Regions from separate parts of the Mus musculus genome. Here region 2 is linked to region 1. Evidence: chromatin loops called from intact Hi-C (ENCODE). Cell type or tissue: heart. All regions are shown on one strand.

Region 1 (2,500 bases):
TGCTTCCTAGGTCGTTCTCAGTTTGCTTTCTTATACAGTTCAGGACCACTGGCCAAGGGGTGGCATTACTCACCCTCCTGCATCAATCATTAATTAAGAAATTCCCACAAATTTGCCTATAGTCCTGTCTGATAGAAGCGATTTCAGCGAGGTTTTTTTCTTCCCAAATGACCTTGGTTCATGACAAGTTTGTCAAAAAACAAAACAAAACAAAACAAAAACAAAAACAAAAAAACAGTATTAACCAGTCCACTGTCATTCCAACCCTTTCCTCTTTATACTACTTATGATTTTCAACCCTCCCCGAAGACCTTTCTGCTTGTACCCCACCCATGGTCTCTTTCTGCTTTCATAGGTTCTACCTTTATGCCAAATTAAACATAATTTAACTATTAGGTGTTCTCCACATATGCTAAAAACATGAGAAGTTTGTCTTTTAGGGGCTGTTATCTCACTCAAAATTATTATGTCTAAATCTATCGATTTACCTGAAAACTTTATTTTCTTTAGAGCTGAATAAAATTCCAGTGTATTACTTATTCATCAGATGATAACCAACTAGAAATAATACACATATTTCAGCTGTATATTTAACTAGAATTGTGTGTACAGTTACAATTTTATGTGTTCAATACACAGTACGTTGGTTGTTTCAAAATAAAAATAATCTTGTTGGTCTTCAAAAGCCTTGATTATTGCATGTATCATGAGTTGAGCCACGTCAGTCAGAGCACCTGACGCCCTCCTTCCTGGCTTCTCTAAAATATGGAGGACAAGGCATATGGCACACACACATCAACATGTAAATATTTAAACCCCATACACTCACAACACGTGTGTGCATGCACACACACACACACACACACACACACACACACACACACACACATACAGACATACACACACACTGCATTTTGGTGGACTTCCTTTCCTTCTTGCCAAATATAAAGAAAATGAGAATATCAGCAGTAGAGCTCAGATGAATTAACATACAATGTTTTGCTGAGTAACTTTTCGCTTTTATTCCTCACCTGGGATGAAGTGATGTGCAAGAGAAGAAAGCAACCTTAGGACACTTCCAGATAAGTATTGGGTTCAGGGTTCTGGCCACATACAAATTGTGGTTTATTGGTACAATCACTAGAGGGCACCACTGGCTCATAGAAGAAAAACGTCTGGCACCTAGGAAAGCAGAGACTTTTCGAGAATTTTTTTTTTTTTTTTTTTTTTTTTTTTTAACCAGCTCTCCACAGAATTTCAACAGGATAGAATGTTCTGTCATCCATTGTACCAGAGCACTTATAATTGAGGGTTTCATCAAATAATAGGATTACTGGCAAAATCAACAACCGTTTTCAAAACATTCTGATACTTGGAGGGGAAAAAAAATCTGATACTTAGATCAAAAAGCTATTGGTGCAATCCTCTTTCATCAGTGCCATTGGTTCCACAGGAGGAAAAGGTTAATTCAGTTACCATAAGAACAGATTAAATAACACTGTGCTGGAGAATGATAGTAGTTTAGGTTTTATTTCTTCCAAAGAGTCTGGTGTGACTCCCCTCCCCTATCCTCCTATACACTTTATAGATTTTTTTTGAGGTTTTATTTTATATTTTATTTTGTTATGTCTTAGGGCTTCTGTTGCTGTAGTGAAACACTATGAAGAAAGGACAAGCTGGGAAGGAAAGGGTTGATTTGGCTTATACTCCAAATTTCTGTTCATCATCAAAGGAAGTCAAGACAGGAACTCAAACAGAGCAGGGACCTGGAGGCAGGGGCTGACTCACAGGCCCTAGAGTGGTGCTGATTGTTGGCTTGCTTCCCAAGGCTTGCTCAGCCTCCATTCTTATAGAACACAGGACCACCAGTCCAGATGAGGCACCACCCAAAATGGGCTCGGCCCTCCCACCTCAATCACTAATTAAGAAAATGCCTTACCACCTGATCTCACAAAGACATTTTTCTCAATTGAGTTTCCCTCCTTTCAGATAACTCTAGCTTGTGTCAAGTTAATATAAGGCTAGCCAGCACAAGTTACTATTACAGAATTTTGTGATTTTCCAAAAACAAGACAAAACAAAAAATTTTGATTTATGGTAAAGGAAGTTGATAAATTTTCAGTTATAATAATTTTCATATTTTCCTGATTTCTCCTCCCAATAGTACTAATTAAGAGTCTTGGTGCCTTGAGAAAAATTCTATTTTCTAAATAGCATAATTCATATTTAGTCTTTCCCAAGACTCTCCCAAACACATTTTACAGATTGTCAGTGTAATGATCAAGTTCATGGATCTAGAGATTGTCTTATGACTTTGGACTAGATTTAATTATTATAAAATTCAGCTTCTACTTTTTGTGCAGAATGGTCATAATAATATTACCCAACTCCTAAAATGATAAAGCTATTAGATCATGCATGTTATTGCTTTTAGCAAGGCAGTAATGTAGTGTACAGTCAACACATAACTTCTTTTTAATGATTCTGTAAGTAACACACT
Region 2 (2,500 bases), 1.3 Mb after region 1:
ATAAAAGACCTCATAAACGTAAAATACCTTCTAGGTGTTTAGTACAGACGATAACAGTTTTGTTTTGTTTTTTACTTAAGACAGACAGCAGCAGCAAACACTCTCTATAAACAAGGACCTTATAAAAGAGATACTTCTTGAAAAAGTTTATCGTTTGAAAAAAATTTTAATTTAACGTTTATTTTTATACATTGCATACCTATAACTCTAACAACAGCATTTTAAAACTCACATATGTTTAAGTTTTGGTAGGTTGTTCTAGTATTTATGGTTTTACTGAAGGAATGATGTTAAAAATAGTAAGTGCTAAGGGAAAGTCTTTCCAGACAGATATCTTTACCTTTAACCCCCAAAGGTAGTTTTCCAGCAATGAAGGCAACTGTTTAAGGCACACAGAGAACTGATGAAATTTCCAAAGCTTTCAGTTTCATAAGTCTTGTTCTCCAACTATAAAGTGAGATGCAAACCTAAAAATAACCTTTACACGGTTCTGCCTATTGAAATGATTTCTAGACTGTACTTCCCAGAACTTTGTATTGAGCAAGGGTTCTCTTTTTCTTTTAATGAAACACGGACAGTTAGAAAACAGTCTGAAGCTTTTTACCAACTATCATTAACACAAAATAATAAAATATTCACTTTTAAAGCCAGTTTTGTTAAAAAAAAAAAAAAGAAATAATCCTAAGGATAAAAAGTGTATGGCATTGTGCACATAATTCCACAGGTTGAATTTAAGAATGAGGTAAATGACAAACTTCTGAGATTTAGCAATTACGACAATTACACTAACTTTCAGAGTAATATATGTAATTTCTATGACACTAAAATTGAAATGCCACAAATCTGCTTAAAATTCCCTCTTTTCCTAAGTCCAGAGAGTGCTTCTAATAAATCCACCTCTGGACATTTCTGAAAGTCAAAGGAACGTAAAATACGCCAAGCTCTATCTACGACCACCCCCATTACTGCTCCCACCCATTATAGAGATTTTATATTAATTTTAGACCATACATCAGCTGTGCTTAAGAAAAATAAAATTAAACCAACTAATATGAGAAAAAATTTCGAAGCAACATTACCTCTCAAGTAGAGCCGGACTTTTCCTCCTTCCCCTTCAACCCTACAACTCTAAGGTTCAAGATTGTTTAAAAAACCTCAACATTACCCACCACACTAACCCCTCGAGCCGTTCTTTTACACTGTCAGAATTTTTAAAAAGTACTTTAAAAGTCCTATACCTTTGTCTTCACCCTTTAAGACTTAAGCTCTGAGAGAAAGGGATGAGGGACGACCAGGACTGTGTGAAATCTGAGGTACGAGGTGGGCGGAAGGCTAAGCGGCGTCCAGGTTGACAAAAGAAAGAACTAGAAGTCCGGTGGGATGCCGGACCAGGTTTAGCGCAGTTATCCTGAGCGCACGTGAAGCATCTAAGTGGGAGGGACCTAAGCTTCAGCTCTCGGACTCCACCGCCCCCAAGCGACCAGAGCCATCCTAACCGAAGCGACTCACTGCAGCCATGTTGGCGTCGTCCCAGTCCCGCCTCTCTAGCTCGTGGGACTCCACCCACCACGGGTTCTAAACCGAAACAGGAAGTGGGCTAGGATCCCTCGAAACCCGCTACAACCGCCACCCTCCGCGCGCCCAAGCGACCCACAACTCGCGGGTCCAGCCCCTGTCCCGCGTGTTACCTGCCCCTCCCCCTCCTCCCGCCCGGTGAACTCGAGAGATCATGTCGAACATGGAGAGTATCCTTTCTGTTGGTCAAGATGCTACCAGGGCCTTGGGGGCTGGGGAGGGGGGGGCGAAGGCAGGGGTGCTGGGGACACGCCCAGGGGCTTGACCCTTTGGGCCCGCACGTGGGGCGAGGGAGCTGTGATGCGGATGGGTAGGCTCCAGCGGCCTGGGGTTGGCCTTTTTTTTATTTTTTTTATTTTTCACCCTCCTCCTCGCTGCGGCCGCCGCCTCCGCCTCCGCTGCCATCCTCGAATGTGGGGAGGGTCAGAGGAGCCAGTGGACAGACAGAGATAATTGAGCCCGTACCGCCCCTTGTTGAGGATTTCTGTCACCTGCCTTATCAGTGAATTTTTGGCCTCTTTGAAATTGACAGGGAATGGTGCCAGGACCTAGGGGAGGCGACTGGAGTTTGCCTATGGCTCCAGGCGGAGGTGTAGGTTCTCAAAGCGTACGTGGACAAACTGCTTTTGGCGAACTGCCCTTTAATGACTGCAGGTGACTGGTGATGAGGTTGAGCGATTGCTACGAACCCTCCGAACTAACTGTGCTCGCTTTCTGTTCCCGCTGCATTCTAATTTAACACTTGAGGAAATTCAGGTTATTCCTGAAGCCATAAAGTCCATCAGCCAAACCTGTCTGGCCACTTGGGCAATTAGTAGGGGCTAAGAATAAAGCTTCCTGGTGACGTCATGAACACAATTTGGCTTTCTTTTTCTTTTTCACTACTTAAATTCCATCACAGAAGCTCCATGTTGCTGTAATTTTT

What was found. A loop is a pair of places that touch in the nucleus more often than their neighbours do. Peaks named below come from ENCODE experiments on the same cell type or tissue, not always from the same donor. Only the 100,000 strongest peaks of a DNase experiment are listed, where the experiment ranks them.
Region 2: it touches region 1 in a loop (5-fold over the local background); 4 of 42 quality-filtered maps call a loop at or near these places.

What each region holds. Positions count from the first base shown.
Region 1 is chrX:109,075,203-109,077,702 of GRCm38, reverse strand. No RefSeq gene overlaps it. Among named protein-coding and RNA genes, the nearest start is that of Sh3bgrl, 19 kb to the left of the region's middle. In heart, a CTCF peak has its summit at 1,132 (motif pointing right); no DNase peak of the experiment used is centred here.
Region 2 is chrX:107,815,380-107,817,879 of GRCm38, reverse strand. 2610002M06Rik (RIKEN cDNA 2610002M06 gene) reads left to right here and starts at 1,546. Exons shown (of 8, transcript NM_025921.3): 1 at 1,546-1,745. The coding sequence starts at 1,730. It overlaps Tent5d (terminal nucleotidyltransferase 5D), which reads right to left and starts at 1,403. Exons shown (of 6, transcript NM_001163104.2): 1 at 1,239-1,403. In heart, a CTCF peak has its summit at 1,476; a DNase peak (open chromatin) is centred at 1,559; H3K4me3 peaks cover 1,571 bases; H3K27ac peaks cover 1,043 bases.